Regions from separate parts of the Homo sapiens genome. Here region 2 is linked to region 1. Evidence: chromatin loops called from intact Hi-C (ENCODE). Cell type or tissue: dorsolateral prefrontal cortex. All regions are shown on one strand. Links, peaks and the distances in the headings refer to the core of each region. The heading gives the core; the rest is flanking DNA.

Region 1 (10,829 bases), core at 853-8,852:
CCTGTAATCCCAGCTATTCGGGAAGCTGAGGAAGGAGAATCGCTTGAACCCAGGAGGTAGAGGTTGCAGGGAGCCGAGATTGCACCACTGCACTCCAGACTGGGAGGTGCAGTGCAAGGCTCTGTCTCAAAAAAAAAAAAAAGTATATATATATATATATATTATATTTTATATATATATTTTATATATAGTGCTATCATTTATACACACGCAATTAAAATCTTGTTATAATAAAATACCTATCTATGAAATAATCTGCATATAATAAAAAGATTCTGGCCAGGCGTGGTGGCTCATGCCTGTAATCCCAGCACTTTGGGAGGCCGAGGCGGGTGGATCATCTGAGGTCAGGAGTTCGAGACCAGCCTGGCCAACATGGTGAAACCCTGTCTCTACTAAAAATTCAAAAATTAGGTGGGTGTGGTGACACGTACCTATAACCCCAGCTACTCAGGAAGCTGAGGCGAGAGAATTGCTTGAATCTGGGAGGCGGAGGTTGCAGTGAGCTGAGTTAGTGCCACTGCACTCCAGCATAGACAACAAGAGTGAACTCCGTCTCAGGCAAAAAAAAAAAAAAAAAAAAAGATTCCTAAAACCAAGTAGCGTAACATCTACTTCAGACAAAATTTCAAATCAACCAAAGAATGTATTTTTTTCTATTTTAATTAAAGGATTTGTCTATAGCACCTTAATTTCCAAGTGTTTCCATGAAAGCTTTCGTGTTATCTCCTAACACACATATGAAGAAAGGACACAGCTCTGATATCTACTGCGGACATGAATGAACAGAGGCTCAGAGGAGTTAACTAACTCATTTGAGTTGTAGAACATGAAGTGTCTAGCTAACAGTCCATTATTTATTTATGGGGTTAATCTGGGTGAGTGGGTGGAGTCTATAAAACTCCTAAAACTTGTTTGTTGTTGTTGTTTAACTTTCATTTTTATTTATTTAAGAGACAGGGTCTTGCTCTGTTGCCCAGGCTGGAGTGCAGTGGAGGGATCACAGCTCACTGCAGTCCCAAGCTCCTGGGCTCAAGTGATTCTCCTGACTCAGCCTCCCAAGCAGCTGGGACTAGAAGCACACACCACCACCCTCAGCTATGGAACACTGTGTTTTTTACTGTACCTTTCCTATGTTTATATGTACTTATATACACAAATACTATACTTGTGTTATAAATGTCTCCAGTATTTCAGCATAGCCACATGCTGTACAGGTTTGTAGCCTAGGAGCAATAGGCTATACTACATAGCCTAGGTGTGTAGTAGGCTATACTCTATGATACTCACACAGTGATCAACTTGCCTAACAACACATTTCTCAGAACGTGTCCTGGTATTCTCATTGTATCCTCATCGATAAGCAACGTGTGACTAAATGTAACTACACTGGCATTAGGTCATAACAACACTTCTGGCTGGGCACGGTGGCTCACGCCTGTAATCCCAGCGCTTTGGGAGGCCGAGGCAGGTGGATCACAAGGTCAGGAGATAGAGACCATCCTGGCTAACACTGTGAAACCCCGTCTCTACTAAAAATACAAAAAATTAGCCGGGCATGGTGGCAGGCACCTGTAGTCCCAGCCACTCAGGAGGCTGAGGCAGGAGAATGGCATGAACCTGGGAGGCGGAACTTGCAGTGAGCCGAGATTGTGCCACTGCACTCCAGCCTGGGCGACAGAGTGAGACTCCGTCTCAACAACAACACCAAAATAAAAAAAAACAATACTTCTCTACTAGATGTTTCCATTCATTGTAACTTTCAGATAAATATTTTTTTCAAATAAGGGTATTTCAGGAGTTCCTCGGAGTCTCTGAGCTTTTAGTGCATTGGAGTTTATAACTGAAAGGCATATAAATATTTGACAGCGAAGACTGCATGGTTAGTTACCAAACATTAATTAAAGTGAGGTGAACTACACACCTGCACATTATGAGAAAATAAGCTCATTTAGGTTTAAAAAGTTATTAATACACAGGCTTGGCATATGAGTAATAAATTATCCTATAAATGAACTTACAATAATTTTTTGTTAACTTTATTATGGTAGAAAAACATCTGCTTAAAATCTACTGCCATTGCCTTGATCCGTTTTTAGAAGTTTGATAGGCAGTATTTTTCTTCCCCATATTCCGTGTCCTTTAACAACAACGGCCCCCACAAAAAAAAACAAAAAAAAAAACCAACAACAGATGCTAACACTAATCTCTAAATAGTAGGCGAGAACTCAGTTTTTATCTCTGCTATAAACCATTCTCTATTTCAATCCTTCTGCTGTCTTCTGTAATCTACCTCACTAGATAAAGGAAAAAGGAATATTAGAATTACTCAAATTAACTGGTTAAAAGCAGGAAATAATAAATGAAATAATAAATAATAAATGATACAGCTACCGAGAGAAAAGCATAAAAGTACTAATACTGTGGCACATGTCCGCAATTAAGTTCCTTTGTTGGCAGCCACAGTCTTTTTCTTCAGATGATGTAAATCATTTATATCTTTACTTTTGGAAATCTGCCCTTTCATTTTGACAACATTTATTATTATATAAAATTCTAAAGCCTTTATTAATGTATCTTCTTTGTTCTAAAATTTATATTAACATTTGAAAAAATCATAGTTTTGAAATCATGACATTTATGTGTTCATACAAAGGCAAGGTACAAACAGATTAACCATGAATCCTCTCCTCGGTCCTCTGGAGGAGGCCAAGTCAAAGCCAGTCATAGAAGAGTTTCAAGCTTCAGTGGCAGCAAATTTGAAACTGACAAGCCTGTTGTTTTCTGTGTTCAGAAGCTGCTTTGTTAATTTTCAGTATAAGTTTTCTATCTGAATAACTGGCTTCAGAAAAGCAAACTACGGGTTTTAGAAAAAGGCAGAGAAGAGCTGAGAACATGCCTCCCTCTTTTTTAAATTTGGCTGTAGTACAGAGTGAATGATATAGGAAGGAAGGTGTTTTTTCAGAAGTTCATGTGTGAGTCTATCTCACCGTCCCCAAAATACAAGAAAGCCTTTGATGCTGGTGTAGTGACCTGGTATAAACTGAAATTTCACCCAACTGGTAGACATACTGAAAGATTAAATGACAAAAGTGTCATTTCTATCTTTAGTCCATAGGAACAATTTTTATTATTTTATCTAAGTGAATAAACAATCCTGTCGTGCCTTTTGGCTCCAGCAGTACTATTTTCTGCAATCGTTTCAGTCACTACAGACTTAGTAACTCATACATGGAGGTGACAATTCAGAGAGCTAGAAGGAGGCTAATCAGCTGCTACCTTGGTGGTTACCAGGCAAGAACTACTCCACAGAGGGACTGAAACGCTTGGCTTTACTGCATGGAGCACTCATCACGAGGGTGAAAAAGCCTCATTTCTGATTCCTGAAAAGTATGTTTGGAACCCTGTGGAGACTTTAAAAGGAGCCAGGTTTGGAATTGGATATAATTTTCAACATCCTAAATAAAGTCAGAAGAGCTTCCTGAATCATCAGTGACTTAAGTGCTTTTGTGTCATTTTGAGAGTCTGCTGGGAAGGAAAACACTGCGTTCTTTATTAAAGCTGTCCTTTCTTTATTTGCCTGAAAGATTTATGCCAAGCCACAGAGTTTTTCAAGACCAACTCAGTGGTACACTCGGATAAGGGATCAGGCCCTGTGCTCATATTAAGGAAAGGGCATCAGGGCTTTGGTGACAGCCAGACAATACACAGCAAGAAACCCTTCATTTGAACGGTGTGCTCAGTTCCAGGATCCTAACACCATGTCCCCTTTGTCAGTGATAGACGCCTGCCAACCATGAACAAATAGAGGGCAAAGGGACAAATGGGTTTTATTTTCCATCATATTTCCTGAACAGTAGATTAATGAGCAGCAGCAACTAATAGGTGATGCCACAGGTCTCAGGGTCCCTCTCCCACTGGCATCCATTACTTTTCAGGAGTTTTTTTCATTTTTGCTGAGCAAACAAATTCAGAATAAACCTGGCCAGATCTCTATTGTGACCTTCTGTTCAGCAGACTAAGTCAAAAAATAAGATCAGATATAACTGTGGAAGAAGAAACTAGCTAGGTAGTTATTTTCTTTCCTGTCTTTACTAAAATCAGTTCTTCTGAGATGAAGATTAATAATATATCACATTTAGAGAGGACTTTTCTTCCAACTAACTAGAAGTACCTTCACATATCTTAAAATTTTCTGATATTTTATAGATGGACAGCAGCCAGTGTGCTAAGTAATTTTTTTTTTTGTTTTTTTTGAGACGGAGTCTCACTCTGTCTCCCAGGCTGGAGTGCAGTGGCGCGATCTCGGCTCACTGCAAGCTCCACTTCCTGGGTTCATGCCTTTCTTCTGCCTCAGCCTCCCAAGTAGCTGGGACTACAGACACCTGCCACCACGCCCGGCTAATTTTGTTTTTGGTTTTTTTTTTTTTTTTTTTTTGTATTTTTAGTAGAGACGGGGTTTCACCGTGTTAGCCAGGATGGTCTTGATCTCCTGACCTCGTGATCTGCCCACCTCAGCCTCCCAAAGTGTTGGGATTACAGGCATGAGCCACCGCGCCCGGCCAGTAATTTTTTTTATACTAACAGTGGGACATATGCAGAGAAAGATTACTGAACTTGGCCGGGACCGGTGGCTCACGTCTGTAATCCCAGCACTTTCGGAGGCCGAGGCGGGCAGATCACTTGAGGTCAGGAGTTCAAGATCAGCCTGGCCGACATGGCGAAACCCCAGCTCTATTAAAAATACAAAAATTAGCCAGGCGTGGTGGTGCATGCCTGTAGTTCCAGCTACTCAGGAGGCTGAGGCAGGAGAATCACTTGAACCCAGGAGGCTGAGGCTGCAATGAGCGGAAATCCCACCACTGTACTCCAGCCTGGGAAACAGAGGGAGACTCTGTTTCAAAAAAAAAATATTAGAGAACTCAGGTCTCTCCTTTGCCAGAGGCACATTACAGGTAACCAGCAGCTGGTCTAATATTGTGAAGATAACACCACTCTTTGCAGGTATTAATTCCTCTGCTTCCCATACAGTACTGAAAAATTTTGCTACAAACACATGAAATACATTGTCAACCAGCCTTAGCTCTTAGGGCTGTCTGGACAAGTTTCTTCAATTTCAACTTAAGGTCACTCCAGTCCTAAATTTTTCCCATGTCAGTTATACAAAGCTTTTCATACACCAAATTTTAAGACCCCTTTGTTGAAGCTAACGTAGTATTAGATACCTTTTCTCCAAGCCGAATACTGCCACATTTCAGAATGTTGATGTCATTTTTGCAGTCATCCATGAAGCCACAGATTAAACGGTAATCACTAAAAATGATGGCCGTCATCTTGGTAATGTACTGGTGACACTGATACTCAGTGATGTTGCCTCGGTGATCCACCAAGCAGGAAACCATGTAACCTTTTCCAACCGGTTCATCAGCACATTCTTTAATCTGCTCAAAATAAAGTAGCTGTTTTACAAAAGTGTTCCATGCTCGTATCAAACAATATTTATCAAAGAGAAAAATGTCTGAAATTTTCCTGTTGATTTCCTAATTCTTTACTTGGAAGAAAAAAAGAAAAATGCTTAGAAATATATCCAAGGAAAACATTTAGGAATACATTCATTTTAAAGAAAAATAGTGTCATCCCTACTCAGACTGTTGTGCCTTCTAGAAAAACCTGATTAATGTGTTTTGCAAAAGAATACCTACATATCAAATGCTTAGGTAATGCTCACTTCTAAATGCAGTGAAAAGAGCTGTTAACATCTACAGCTTTGGCATGGTCCTATGAAGTCCTTGTAACCATGCAAAAAATGCAGGAGACAGCGAGGGGATGAATCTAGGGAGGAAGATTTGACAAACAGGTGCAAAAGTGAAGTCCAGCTGCATACCCTAAGCCAAGCTACACAGAAAACTATTATTGTTAGGCAAACCTAAGGGCCAAGGAGAGACAGGAGGGAAGGTGTAATATTACTTCTTGACATGACATTATTATTATTTATCTTTTGAGGCAGAGCCTTGCTCTGTCGCCCAGGCTGGAGTGGAATGACATGATCTCGGCTCACTGAAACCCCTGGCACCCAGGTTCAAGTGATTCTCCTGCCTCAGCTTCCTGAGTAGCTAGGATTATAGGAGCTCACCTCCATGCCAGGCTAATTTTTGTATTTTTAGTAGAGACGGAGTTTTGTCATGTTGGCCAGGCTGGTCTCGAACTCCTGACCCCACGTGACCCACCCACCTTGGCTTCCCAAAGTGCTGGGATTATAAGCGTGAGCCACCTCACCTGGCCTACTTCTTGACATGACATTAATGTGTTCTAAATTAACTATGGATTGAACATGTGTTTTTGAAATCAGTAGAATCCAAACTTAACCGCTGTGGTCTGGGACACATGTGGTCTGGGAAACATGTTTAAAATAATGTTCAGTGCAGTTTAGCAAGAAGTTTGGGAAGGGGAACCTAGTTTGGATGGTTTAGACATATGATCTAGTGGATCAGGCACAGAGTGATTCTGCATGGTGGTGTTCCTGCAAAGTGCATTCCAAACCACAAAATGCTAATAAAGCAAACTAGCCCCCAAATGCTGAAATTCAGGCAAAAGTAAAACCTAATAATAGAATTATAAGCTTAAATTATAAAACAGAGAAGGGTGTTTGGAAAAGAGCCTATTGCATTTGGGGAAATTAAGACAAACTGAAGTGGCAATTCTGACAAGAGGAAGGAGTTAAATGGGAATGTTTATTTTGAATATAAACAAGAAACAGTGCTTTATTTGTCCTTTGAATGCAATAGAGAGCATTCTCCCCATTAGGCCTATCTATCACAAGCATGCCCATAGGGCAAAACAAACACAATCTCCTCTTCCAAAAGGTGCTGGATGAAGGACACACCACCGAGGAATTATCCTATAGGCAACAGGTTGTCTTCACCTCTAACTCCAGTATCAAATCCAGACCACGTAAATAACTCAGTTCAGAAAAGAAAGTTGTGTTTACTTCTAAAGGGGCAAACTTGGGAATTTAGTAAATAATAGTCTCACACTGGTTTCAGAGACAGCAGAGATTTTCAACAGTCAAGATGAATGAAATTCTTTCAGTTTAACCCCAAGTAAGTTTTTGTGATGCCTAAAAGAGGGCCATGGCTGGGCACGGTGGCTCATGTCCGTAATCCCATCACTTTGGAAGACCGAGGGGGGTGGATCACTTGAAGTTAGGAGTTTGAGACCAGCCTCGCCAACATGGCGAAACCCCATCTCTACTAAAAATACAAAAATTGGCCAGGTGCGGTGGCTCATGCCTGTAATCCTAGCACTTTGGGAGGCTGAGGCAGGTGGACTGCCGGAGCTCAGGAGTTCGAGACCAGCCTGGGCAACACGGTGAAAGCCTGTCTCTAATAAAATACAAAAAATTAGCCAGGTGTGGCGGCGTGCGCCTGTAGTCCCAGCTACTTGGAAGGCTGAGGCAGGAGAATTGCTAGAACCCGGCAGGCGGAGGTTGCAGTGAGCTGAGATTGAGCCATTGCATTCCACCCTGGGCAACAGAGCGAGACTACTTCTCTAAACAAATAAACAAAAAACCCAAAATTAGCTGAGTGTGGTGCCACGCATCTGTAGTCCCAGCTACTTGGGAGGCTGAGGCAGGAGAATTGCTTGAACCCAGGAGGTGGAGGTTGCAGTGAGCCAAGATTGCACCACTGCACTTCAGCCCCGGTGACAATGAGAGACTCCATCTTAAAAAAAAAAAAAAAAAAAAAAGAGGGCCAGGACTGTATTTCCTGGAAAAGATTTTTTTTTTTTTTTTTTTTTGCCGAACAAAACAGACTTAAGTTTGAAAAGTGAAAGGAGGAATAGATGCTTGAAAATCCCAGCACTTGTAATTCAACCACAGAAAAACACTGGATACAAAACAAGACTAGTGGCAGACACCCACTTAATGAAACAGAGAAACATTTTTCCAGGCCCTAATATTGAGCAACCAAAAGTTTTAAAACATCTCAAGAGGCCAGGAGCGGTGGCTCACACCTGTAATCCCGGCACTTTGGGAGGCCCAGGCGGGCGGATCACGAGGTCAGGAGACTGAGACCATCCTGGCTAACACAGTGAAACCCCATCTCTACTAAAAATACAAAAAAAAAATTAGCCATGTGTGGTAGCAGGTGCCTGTAGTCCCAGCTACTTGGGAGGCTGAGGCAGGAGAATGGCATGAACCTGGGAGGCGGAGCTTGCAGCGAGCAGAGATCGCGCCACTGCACTCCAGCCTGGGTTACAGAGCAAGACTCCGTCTCAAAAAAAAAAAAAAAAAAAAAAACTCAAGAGAAACCAGGAGCACATTTTGAACTGTAGCCTCAATAAGAAACTAAATGTAAATTTTAGCTTCAATCACTTGAGATTTTACTGAAACAGAGATGTGGCACCTACTCATTTTTCAGCTCACTATCCATTACAACAGGGCGTGGTGTTAGAATGAGAAGTTTGCATGTTTCTTCATTCTGCTGGATAGCACTTTTTCCTTCTATCTTACTAAACTTCTAAGATGAACAGCAAAAAAGGGGCACTAAATCATCATCAACATATTTAAGAATAGGAGTAAACTCTGAAGTGGCTGGGGAGCAGATTGAAAAGGTACCATGAGCAAAATGCTGCAGTCACTCTATTTTTTGACTGGAGCCAGAAGGAAAGCAGGCAGGATTTAGCTCAATCCTGGAGATTAAGTTTGGTTTGTATTAATAGTTTACAGGTATTCTTGTGATGTTGTTTTTCTCCCTGGAAGTAGGATTCCAAAATTAAGAAAGATGATAGAATGAAAATACAGAATGAAATGTTTTGCTGGAGACTGTGTTCTTCCTGATATTTAATTTCCCTGACTCCAGTATAATCTTCCTGTGGGAGGGAGAAGTGTCCTTGTTAATGCTAATCTTTTACAAAACTAGAACACCCCAAAAGGTCACAGAGGACCATCGTGATACACACATTATATGGAAACCAGCCTAATGCAAAGAGTGAAATTATTCTAGTGAATATGTACATACTCAACTAAATTTCCCTGGGCCAATCAAACTGGTATGTATTTAATGGGACACAAAATGGGGCAAAACAAACATATGCGGGTATATATATATGTATCTCTCCAATGTGTTTTTTAAAAAAAAACTACTTATGGCCGGGCACGGTGACTCATGCCTGTAATCCCAGCACTTTGGGAGGTTGAGGTGGGTGGATCACATGAGGTCAGGATTTGAGACCAGCCTGGCCAACATGGCAAAACCCTGTCTCTACTAAAAATACAAAAATTAGCCAGTCCTGGTGGCATGTGCCTGTAATCCCAGTTACTTGGGAGGCTGAGGCAGGAGAACTGCTTGAACCCAGGAGGCAGAGGTTGCAGAGAGCCAAGGTGGCACCACTGCACTCCAGCGTGGGCGACAGAGCAAGACTCCATCTCAAAAAAAAAAATCTACTTACAATTGTATAGTACCACAATATAGAGGGAAAATACAAACATTTAAAGTTCAAGCCTAGGAATAATTTGTTAGTATTTAGTTCAGTTATTAAGCAAACATCTTTGCCCTTGATATTTTAAAGTTAGAGGTTTAGTCCTATAGCTAGCTAAGGGAGTTTGAGATGTAGAATATTAAAGCTAGGAGCTAAAGATAAATTTTTCAACGATATGCCTTTCTGCTCGGAAGCCCCAAGGTAAATATGAGGGGTCACTGCTTTAAAAGAATAAAACATAACTGATCTAGTATTAGAAAGTTTGAGAAAACAGGTTCTACGAGTCCCCATAATGACACAAGGAACACAGGCTGATGGTTTATCTGGATGAGACAGGGTCTTCCTTAAGAGCTCTGAAGAATGTGGCCCTGACTTAATTCATCAATAGGGCCAGCTTGAGGACAATTAGTATGGTGTGAGATCTATGACTGTTAATTCTGGGGTGGAAAAATAGCAACTGTTTTCTCTGTGATTCTCATATTTCAGTATGCAGAAACTCTGGCTTCCTGGAGTTTCTATTATTGATTCAAAAAAAAAAAAAACCGTTAAAAAAAAAAGAAATTTAAAGTACCACAATTTTCACTAATATTATTTGTTGTTTACACTGGGCCAAGATAAATAATTTTTAAAATCTTAACCTTTTTAACACTAACTCCTATTATTTGAAGTATATACCTCTGTGGGTCAATTGATCCAGCTGCATAGCCAAAACAGGAATGCTGACAGACCTCCTGTAACCAGGCTGATATGCTTCAGACACAGCATGTTGTCCAATGTGTGAGAGTAGCACTGATACCTCAGCACTTTTACTTGCTGTTTTGAGACCAATAGAACCTGATTTCCAACTGCCTCAATCAATAGTATCCTAATGTAAGCGTAGGTGGACATTAACAAAAAGAGTCTAATTACACCCCCCAACTTCCTAATTTTCAACCAAGACAGATGTGAATTCTAAGAAAAGTAATGTAACTGAGTCATTCTTCTCATAAGGGCTGGTCTGGTAATTTTCTCCTCTAAGCCATTAGTTGTCTACAAAATTCTTTGACAACTTACCTCTGTTATAGTAGATTTGCAAACCTCTCTGGCCACAGATTCAAATTTGGGATCTGTAGTTAGGTTCAGCTTATAATTCCACAACAACTAGATAGGAGAGGAAAAAAAAAAACAAAGAAAAACTCCAGTTAGAACAGTACGAAATTTATTATCAACGTTAAATGACAAAAGCCAATTATACAGAGTCAGACAAAGCATATTCACATCAGATAACAAACAAAGTAGGATAAAATGCCATCACATTCCTAGATAAAAGGAAAAAAATGCAAGCCAAATAAAAGGATGACTATTCAGAT
Region 2 (10,829 bases), core at 1,848-9,847, 73 kb after region 1:
GGAAAGAAAAAAAAAAAACAATAGTTTTGAAATTTTTTGATGGCTCATAATTTTATTGAAAAGACAAATGGTTTTTGCTCCATAATTACAAAATATTTTCATTTTTATATTAATAAAAATCAATCAGAATAATAAATCCAATGAATATTTTCACTTCTACATCACCTATTTCCTTCTAGGTGCTTTTGTACACACACCTGACTTCACCATTTCTCCAGCTGTCTAATAAACTTTGGTGCAAAAACATCATAAAACCACCAGCTATTTGTCTCTCTACTGGTACCAGCAAACTACCAGGTATTTGTCTCTTTACATTTATCTTTTAATTCACATAATAATTGTGAAGCATTTCTCAGCCTCAGAAAATCTTAAAAGAAGCTATAGGAATAAACTGCTCAATAGCAAAAATGAAAGCCAAAAGACAGTGGAATAAAAAAAAATGCACTGAAAGAAAAATATATTCCAACCTAAAATTCTATACTGTGATGGATTTTTTCAAGGCCACAAATCCCACCTGCCCCCCTTTCTGAAAGCACAGCCCTTTGAATGTGACATTGTTGCTCATGCCATCAACAGATGGAGTCAGGCCAGGCACAGTGGCTCTCATCTGTAATCACAACACTTTGGGACGCCAGGGCAGGAGCATCACTTGAGATCAGGAGTTTGAGACCAGCTTGGTCAACATAGTGGGACCCTGTCTCTATAAAAAATCAGCCAGGTGTGGTGGCACACGCCTACAGACACAGCCACTTGGAAGGCTGAAGTGGGAGAATGGGTTGAGCCCAGGAGTTTGAGGCTACAGCAAGCTACAATCATGCCACTGCATTCCAGCTTGGATGACAGCATAAGACCCTGTCCGCCTACCACCCGCTGGCCCCTCAAAAAACAGATGGATTATAATTCCTTCACTCTTTGTGTTTTTTTGGTCTTTTTTTTTTTTTAACCACACCTCACTTGGCACTTTAACCTTTTGAATCTGGGCATGGCTACCTGACCTGCTTTGGTCAGTAAAACATTAGCAAATGTGACATCAGAGGACTGAAAAGTGCTTGTACACTGGAGCTTGTCCTTTCCGTATTGATTTTTGGACCCAGCCATGTGAAGGAGTGAGACAGCAAGCTAGATGATGAGACATGGAGCCCAGTTGCTTTTTTCACCCAACAAACTACCAGACATGTAAGTGAGGCCATCTGGGTCTGTCCAACCCACAGCTGACCTGCCAAGTGACTACAGATACATGAATGAGCCCAACTATAACCATGTATACCAGAGAGATAAGGGATCCCATTGAGTACTGCCCAAAAATCTGACCCACAGATTCAGGGGCAAATATGTAGTTGTTGTTCTTGAGTCATTAAGTTTGGGACCGGGTACAGAGGCTCACGCAAGTAATCCATGTTTTGGGCAACTGAGGTGGGAAGATCACTTGAGCCCAGAAGCTAGAGACCAGACTGGGCAACATTCAGAGACCTTGTCTTTATAAATAATAATAAAATTAGCCAGGTGCCAGCTACTTTCAGGAGACTGAGGCAAGAGAATCGCTCGTACCCAGGAGGCAGAGGCTGCAGAGAGCTGAGATACAGCCACCGCACTCCAGCCTGGGCAACAGAGCAAGGCTCCATCTCAAAAAGGAAAAAAAAAAAAAAATTAGCCGGGCACAGTGGTGCACGCCTGTGGTCCCAGCTATTTGGGAGGCTGATGTGGGAAGATAGCCTAAGCCCAGAAGATCGAGGTGTGACTGCACCACTGCACTGAAGCCTGGGTGACAGAGACCCTGTCTCAAAAAATAAAAATAAAAATACTAAAAAGATTAGAAAACAAAATGAAAGTAACTAACAATAAAATGCAAAAGAAGTTTGGGGTGGTGTGTTCCCAGCATGTGATACTGTGGAATAGATACTTGGTCTCTGTGCCTGTTTCCTGACGCACAGATCTAACTAAAAGCCTTGGAGTCTCAGAAGAGATAACTGTCTTTTGCATGCTACTGAATGAATTGAATGGTGGTGTTGGGGGTGGTGGTGGCGCTTAAAAAGCTAATTTAGGATGGGGCTAGTCACTGGAAAAACCAAGGCATGATTGGAGGGTTGGGACTTTCAGGCCCACCCCCAATCTCCAGGGAGGGGAAAGGGGCTGAAGGTTAAGTTGATCACCAAAGGGCAATGATGCCTAAGTAATGAAGACTCCATAAAAACCCCAAAGGGGCTGGGCACGGTGGCTCGCACCTGTAATCCCAGCACTTGGGGAGGCCGAAATGGGTGGATCACCTGAGGTCAGGAGTTCAAGACAAGCCTGGCCAACACAGTGAAACCCCGTCTCTACCAAAGATATAAAATTTAGCTGGGCATGGTGACACCCACCTGTAATCCCAGCTACTCGCAAGGCTGAGGCAGGAGAGTCACTTGAACTTGGGAGGCGGAGGTTGCAGTGTGAGCCGAGATCGCACCACTGCCCTCCAGCCTGGGAAACAGAGTGAGACTCTGTCTCAAAAAAAAAACAAACAAAAAAAAAAAAACACAAAACACCCCAAAGGACTGGGTTCTGAGGTCTTCCAGATAACTGGACACAGGTTCCTGGAGAGTGGCCTGCCTGGAGAGGGCATAGAAGCTCCTTGCCCCTTCTCCCATACCTCGCCCTATGCACCTCTTCCAACTGGCTGTTCATCTGTGTCCTTCATAATATTCCTTAAAATACTTGTAAATAGAAGTGTTCCCTTGAGTTCTGTGACCTGCTCTAGCAAATTCACTGAACCCAAGGATAGTGAGGGGTGGGAGGGGGTGGTGCCTGTGGGAAGCCCAATTTATAGCAGGTTGGTCAGAAGCACAGGTCAAACCTGTGTTTGAAACTGGCATCTGAAGTGACGGGCTGTCTTATGGGAATGAGCTCTCAACCTGTGGGATCTGATGCTATTTCCAGGTATATAGTGTCAAGGATTGAGCTGAATTAGAGGACACTCAGTGGGTATACACTGCAGAATTATCTGCAGAATTGGTTGTTGGTGGGGGTAAAAAAATCCATACATCTGGTGCCAGAAGTGTTGAGTGACTATATTGAGAGTAGATAGTAGGAAAAACTCTTTGGTTTTTCACATATCCTCAGACCCAGAAATAGATAATTGACACATAAGCCCAGCAAAAATATCTTTTAAGAATAGGGTAGAATGAAGATATTTCTAGACAAAAAAACCCTGACAGTTGGCCCTCAGAAGATCTTTACTACAAGAAGTTCTGAAGAATGTATTGTAGGCAGATGAGAGATGCAAGAAGATACAGGGAGAAAAGAAAGTGCTAAATATCTGGGTAAATATATTTTTTTTAAAAATTGCTTTTTAAGTACAATAATAATCGTATCTTAAAGGATTCTGAAAATTTGATGCCAGTATCCACTCTCAGACATTCTGATTTAATTTGCCTGAAACATCTGGGTATTACTATATTAAAAATCACCCTAGATATAACTAGGGTTAGGAACCACTGACTTAAATTTTAAAACTTATACTTATATATCTAAAGCTGGCATGAATCCTCATCTTCCTTCCCCTTTTATTTATCTTGCCTTTTTTTTTTTTTTTTTTTTTTTAAATAGAGACAGGGTCTCACCCTGTTGCCCAGGCTCGACCTCCTGGGCTCAGCTTCCCCAGTAGCTGGGACTACAGTCGCACACTACTGAGCCTGGCTAATTAGCCCTCCTGGGTTCAAGTGATTTTCCCACCCTGGCCTCCCAAAGAGCTGGGATTACATGTGTGAGCCACCTGGCCCAGCCTATCTAGCGTCTTTTTTTTTTTTTTAAACGGGGTCTCACTCTGTCACCCAGACTGGAGTGCAGTGACGCAATCTCGGCTCACTGCAACCTCTGCCTCCCAGGCGAAAGTGATTCTCCCAGCTCAGCCTCCCAAGTAGCTGGGATTACAGGCGCACACCACTACACCCCACTAATTTTTTGTAGAGGCATGACTTCTCCATGTTGCCCAGGCTGTCTTGCCTCTTTTTAAGCTACTGACTCATGATTCTCCACGGAAGTAAGCAACATGCGTGTGCACGCGCACACATACACACATACACTTATTATCTCTGTAATACAAAGTAGCTCAGCCTAAAGATACTAAAGGTCTAAAGAACACTAAGCTTCTCAGCCTTTGGTGAAGATGAAGTGGAAAAAACAATTACTATGTAATTTCTAATTATTTCCCATCAACAGGATATGACTATTTAAATTCAGAGGGTGTTCACAGTTGCAAGCATCCAAGAAAATCTCAGCTAAAGCTAACGCTAAACAGGTTTTCTGGTTAATGTTCTTCTACGGTATATTCAGCAAAATATTATCTAATATAAAAGACCAGACTGCAGGCCATCTGTTAACAGTAACAGATAGGGATACTGCATTACTCAAAACTGACTATGTTAACTGTTCATTTTCCTAAACTGCTCTGTTGACTAGCTATGAAGGATGGTGCTTATCATCTAACTCAAAATGCAAATATCAGAATTAACCCCCAAAGCAAGCCTTTGAATGATGAAAGATTTCCAAAATAATAAATTTTGGCAACAAAATCAAAATAAAAAAGAGGTAGAATCTAGGTCAGTGCAGTGGCTCACGCCTGTAACCCCAGCACTTCGGGAGGCTGAGGAGGGAGGATCATTTGAGGCCAGGAGTTTGAGACCAACCTGGCCAACACGGTAAAATGCCATTTCTACTAAAAACACAAAAAATTAGCTGAGCATGGTGGTGCACACCTGTAGTCCCAGTTGCTTGAAAGGCTGAGACACAAGAATCTCTTGAACTCGGGAGGTGGAGGTTGCAGTGAGCCTAGATTGCACCACTGCACTCCAGCCTGGGTAAGAGAGCAAGACTCTGTCTCAAAAAAAAAAAAAAAAAAAAAAAAAAAAAAGACAGAGAGAGAGAGAGACAGGAGGAATCCATATAAAGAACAAGAAGCCGGGTGCAGTGGATCACGCCTGTAATCCTAGCACTTTGGGAGGCCGGGGGGGGGGGGGGGGCGGATCACGAGGTCAAGAGTTCAAGACCAGCCTGCTCAAGATGGTGAAATCTCACCTCTATTAAAAATACAAAAATTAGCTGGGCATGATGGTGGGTGCCTGTAATCCCAGCTACTCAGGAGGCTGAGGCAGGGAATTACTTGAACCTGGGAGGCAGAGGCTGTAGTGAGCTGAGATCACACCACTGCACTCCAGCCTAGGCCACAGAGCGAGACTCCATCTGAAAAAAAGAACAAAAAAACACTGCACCTAACAGTTAATACAAATGAGTAAACTGTCTGAATCACACACTGATTTTGAGATGCACCATTACTTTACGTACCACTAGGGGAGAAATATTCTACCAATCATATGATGTCATAAAATTTAAGATGCATTCTGATTTCAAAGATGTTAAGATGAAAAATTAACAGCATGTTTTAGAATCAATAAGACATCACAAATAACAAAATATTATGACCAGGTAACCAGAGGACTTTTGCTGGAAGCTAACTACCAATATTAGAACTCAACCAAACCAAACATACAACCAACTGTAACACCAAAATACAGCCTCAAAGATCTCTCGCTCTGTTTTTGTTTGTTTGTTTTTTTGAGACAGAGTCTCCCTCTGTCGCCCAGGCTGGAGTGCAGTGGCACAATCTCAGCTCACTGCAACCTCTGCCTCCCGGATTCAAGCAATTCTCCTGCCTCAGCTTCCGCAGTAGCTCGCTCTTTATTTTTATGCTGTAAATATAGATATCAATGAGAAAATATTGATTTCATAGAGAAGTGGCAATATATTCAAATTCATCACCAACAAAAAAGCAGTATCACGAAACCATATACAACCAACAGTAAGCATACAAGCACAGTGTGCTCTCATGCTCTCTCTCTCTCTCTCAAAATTCCAAACTAGCCAGGCGCGGTGGTTCACGCCAGTAATCCCAGCACTTTGGGAGGCCAAGGTGGCAGATCACCTGAGGTCAAGAGTTTGACACCAGTCTGGCCAATGTGGTGAAACCCTGTCTCTACTAAACATACAAAAATTAGCCAGGCATGGTAGAGGTTGCCTGTAATCCCAGCTACTCAGGAGGCTGAGGCAGAACTGCTTGAACCCGGGAGGTGAAGGCGGCGGTGAGCTGAGATAGCACCACTGCACTCCAGTCTGCGCGACAGAGCGAGACTCCTTCTCAAAAAAAAAAAAAGTTCAAACTATTTTAAGTCTGTGGTGTCATACATACACATTTGGCCCTGGTTAATAAAACTCCACACCAACTATTAAAGACTGACAAATTCCGTGAATTTCTATAAAAATGCAAGACATATAAAGAGAATACAGCCAAACATTTTTCTAACTTAAAATGACACCATGATTTGGATGGATCATAGACCATTTTAAATGAGTTGCATGTACATTATATATTATAGTCTAAGACACGTGTCAGCAAATTTTTTCAGTAAAGAGGCATACCATACTTATTTTAGGCTTTGCAGAACACATACAATCTCTTGTGGTCTCTATGGCATCCCCTTAATAACCTTTTAAAATTATAAAAACCATTCTTAACTCCAGAGCCATACTAAAACAGGTTGTGGGGCTGGATCTGTCCCTTGGACTACAGTTTGCCCACCTCTGGTCTGAGATATAAATGGGGCATAAATGAGTGCTTCATAAAATAAGGTTGCTGGAGAAATTAGAGAACAAATCTATTCTTTTTTAAGGTACAAAAATTGCTAAACAAAAAAATAATGAAGCCTGCTGAAGAAAAAATTTTTATTGTTTTCATTTTAAATATAATCTTTGAGTATACTTTCTTTACTCATGAATGAGATACTGAATTGAGTAGCTGAAGAAATATTTTTATTTTTACCTCTTGGAAGAAACCATGTACCCTGCATATAAATTCTAACCACTCCTAATTTTTTTTTTTTTTTTTTAGAGGCAGGGTGAATGTCACTCTGTCAGTCTCCCAGTGGCATGAACATAGCTCACTGCAGCCTCAACTTCTTGGGCTCAAACAATCCTCTTGCCTCAGCCTTCCAGGCAACTAGCACCATAGGTGCATGCCACCATGCCTGGCTAATTGTTTTTAATTTTCTGGTAGAAACAGGAGTCTCTCCATGTTGCCTAGGCTGGTCTCAAACTCCTGGGCTCAAGAGATCCTCCCACCTTGGCCTCCCAAAGTGCTGCAAATACAGGTGTAAGCCCACTTATTTTAAAAAATAGACATTGAGGACTGGGTGTGGTGGCTCCTGCCTGTAATCCCAGCACTTTGGGAGGCCACGGCGGGTGGATCACCCAAGGTCAGGAGTTCGAGATCAGGCTGGTCAACATGGTGAAACCCCATCTCTACTAAAAATACAATAATAAGCCAGGTGTGGTGGCAGGCACCTGTAATCCCAGCTACTCGGGAGGCTGAGACAGGAGAATCGCTTGAACTCAGGAGGCAGAAAGTGCAGTGAACAGCAATGGCACCATTGCACTCCACCCTGAGAAACAAGAGTGAAACTCCATCTCAAAAAAAAAAAAAAAAGAATCCCAAATACAATAATGAAAAACTATAAAACAGGAAGGGGTAAGTATTCTGACTTCACACGAAAACATTCTTTTTATTTTTATTTTTTTGGAGACATTGTCTCATTCTGTCACCCAGGATGGAGGGTAGTGGCATCATCATGGTTCACTGCAAGCTTGATCTCTTGAGCTCAAGCAATCCTGCTTCAGCCTCCTGAGTAACTGGGACCACAGGCACTACCAGCCACCATGACCGGTTAATTTTATTTTTATTTTTTGTAGAGATGAGGTTTCAGTATGTTACTTGGGCTGATCTCAAATTCCTGAGCTCAAGTGATTCTTCCACCTTGGCCTCCCAAAGTGCTGGGATTAAAAGTGTGCAGTGGCTCATGCCTGTAATCCCAGCACTCTGGGAGGCCAAGGTAGGAGGATTACTTGAGGCCAGGAGTTCAAGACCAGCCTGGACAGTAGAGAAAGACCTTGTCTCTCAAAAACAAAACCCATTCTAACAGCAATCATTTGGATTTGCTCCTTGTTCTCTGTTAAAACTAAAAGAATGAGTAAGACACAATTTTGGTTGTCTGAGGTATTTTGTTTGTTTTTGTTTAATTAGACCTAAGTTGCAATACATTTGATCTCTTTTTGAAAAACTGTTTATTATGAGTATGTGATGACTCATGACTGATGAATAAGACTGAAACAAGAAGGAAATGGACGAAAATTGATCTCATTAAAGTAGATAAAAGCTTTTTGTAGAACTCAGCCAACTAATGCCATCTCCTGCAGCTACTGCCTTGTCCAAATACTCTTTGTGGCACCGCACAGTCCATTTTATCCTCTAGCTTTGTAGGATGTCTTACTTTATGAAGTTCAATTTCAGAGTAAACTCTGTCAAGTGTGTTTTATGAAGACTAAATGTTGCTTGTAATAAGTCAACGGATAATGTCTAATTTTTTTAAAAAAATCAAGAGAACAGCTTACACATTCTATTTAAAAATTAGGTAAATAAGAGTAAAGAGCTAAAACAGTTGAAATTGCAGAGAACTAAGACTGACTGTAGTCCTTCATTATCAACCTGATAGCGCTCTGACTTAAAACTATGAAGATGCATTACTTGGTTTAAAGGGAGACGAAGAGATTAAATCCATGTGCCTGCCAGAACACAGGCCTCCTTAGAGTATAGGAGTATGTTCTGAAGGCTGAATGCACACACAAAAAAAGCTATCTGATGTAGATATATTGATTCTGTGGTTTTTTAAAATCTTCCCCAATACAATTAACATGCAGTATCATAAGTCATTCTGTGAAAACAAGATTTAGGATAAGGTTTTTGAAATAACTTTTTCTCCAAAATGACATGGTCTCACAAGGCATTTAAGTAATCTTTAACAAGATGAAAATAGGTAAATGTGTCCTGAGAATTCTGCATTTATGTCTGCATTTATTAAGAGCCAGCTCTTATTGATCCATATGAATGGGTTGGAATCCTGAACAACAAGGTTCAGGTTTGCCCTAGGAATGCTGAGTTGCAATAACGTACACAAGCTGAGAAGTTAAATTCATAAGTTGTTTTTAAAACTCAACCCAGGAGTTCCAGGCTGTAGTGAGCTATGATCGCGCCACTGCACTCCAGCCTGGGAGACACAGCAAGACCCTGTCTCTTAAAAATACAAACAACAACAACAAAAAAAACAGCCTGGGCAACATGGTGAGACCCCATCTCTACTAAAAACACAAAAATTAGCCAGGTGTGGTGGCATGCGCCTGTAGTCCCAGCTCCTGGGGTGGTGGAGGCTGAGACAGGAGGATCACCTGAGCCTTGGGAGGTAAAGGCTGCAGTGAGCCGTGATTGTGCCAGTGCACTCCAGGCTGGGTGACAAAATGAGAACTTGTCTCAAAACAAACAAACAAAAAACCCTTGGCCAGGCGCAGTGGCTCACGTCTGTAATCCCAGCACTTTGGGAGGCCGAAGTGGGTGGATCACCTGAGGTCAGGAGTTCGAGACCAGCCTGGCCAACATGGCAAAACCCCATCACTACTAAAAATACAAAAGTTAGCCAGGTGTAGTGGCACACACCTGTAGTCCCAGCTACTAGGGAGGCTGAGGCAGGAGAATGGCTTGAACCAGGGAGGCGGAGGTTGCAATGAGCTGAGATTGGGCCACTGCACTCCAGCATGGGTGACAGCAAGACTCAGTCTCAAAAACAAAAAACAAAACAAAACAAAAAACCCTCAAGAGATCTTCATATGAAGACCTTAGCATGGCCACGCACAGTGGCTCACGCCTGTAATCCCAGCACTTTGGGAGGCGAAGGCAGGTGGATCACAAGGTCAAGAGATAGAGACCATCCTGGCCAACATGGTGAAACCCCGTCTCTACTAAAAATACAAAAATTAGCTGGGCGTGGTGGCACGTGCCTGTAGTCCCAGCTACTCTGGAGGCTGAGGCAGGAGAATCGCTTGAACCTGGGAGGCAGAGGTTGCAGTGAGCCAAGATCCTGCCACTGCACTCCAGGCTGGGTGACAGAGTGAGACTCCGTCTCAAAAAAACAAACAAAAAACCTTAGGATAACTTTTCCAGAAGAGCTGAATCTCATGTTGCACCATTTTTTAAAACACAGGCCTAAATCCTAAAGGCTATTTATCAGGTATAAAAGATGCTAAATCAAAAAACCAAATTTTACGCCTGTGCAGTGGTTTATACCTGTAATCCCAGCACTTTGGGAGGCTGAGGTGGGAGGATTGCTTGAGCCCAGGAGTTTGAGACCAGCCTGAGCAACATGGCACAACCCCCATCTCTACAAAAAAAACTAAAAAAAAACCAAACAAAAAAACCAAGCCTGGTAGCATCTGCCTGTCGTCCCTGCTACTCAGGAGACCAAGATGGGAAGAGTGCTTGGGCCCAGGAGGTCAAGGCTGCAGTAAGCCATATTCACGCCATTACACTCCAGCATAGGAAACAGAGAGAGACCCTATTTCAAAAAGAAAAATTTTTTTTAAATTAACTCAAAATGGATCAAAGGCCTAAATGTAAGATCTAAAACTACAATATACTGTGAAGCAAGCATAGGAGAAAAGCTTCATGACATTGAATTTGCAATAATTTATTGGCTATGACACTAAAAGCACAGACAACAAAAGAAAATGATAAAGTAAACTACATCAAAGTTGAAGACGACCAAATCAATAGAGTGAAAAGGCAACCTATGAAAAGGAAGAAAATATTTGCAGGTCATCTATCTGATGAGAGGTTAATATTCAGAATATATAATAAACTCTTACAACTCAACAACAAAATACAAACAGCCTGATTAATAAGTGGGCAAGGATCACCTGAG

Evidence for each region. Peaks named below come from ENCODE experiments on the same cell type or tissue, not always from the same donor. Only the 100,000 strongest peaks of a DNase experiment are listed, where the experiment ranks them.
Region 2: it touches region 1 in a loop (2.6-fold over the local background); 3 of 110 quality-filtered maps call a loop at or near these places.

What each region holds. Positions count from the first base shown.
Region 1 is chr16:74,498,306-74,509,134 of GRCh38, forward strand. It overlaps GLG1 (golgi glycoprotein 1), which reads right to left. Exons shown (of 26, transcript NM_001145667.2): 3 at 10,534-10,620; 4 at 5,226-5,441. Among named protein-coding and RNA genes, the nearest start is that of CLEC18B, 82 kb to the left of the region's middle. RefSeq lists an enhancer at 7,382-7,881. In dorsolateral prefrontal cortex, for the core only: no CTCF peak of the experiment used is centred there; no DNase peak of the experiment used is centred there; H3K4me3 peaks cover 1,511 bases; H3K27ac peaks cover 6,519 bases.
Region 2 is chr16:74,570,029-74,580,857 of GRCh38, forward strand. All of the region lies in intron 1 of GLG1 (golgi glycoprotein 1), which reads right to left. Among named protein-coding and RNA genes, the nearest start is that of GLG1, 32 kb to the right of the region's middle. In dorsolateral prefrontal cortex, for the core only: a CTCF peak has its summit at 5,587; no DNase peak of the experiment used is centred there; H3K27ac peaks cover 2,459 bases.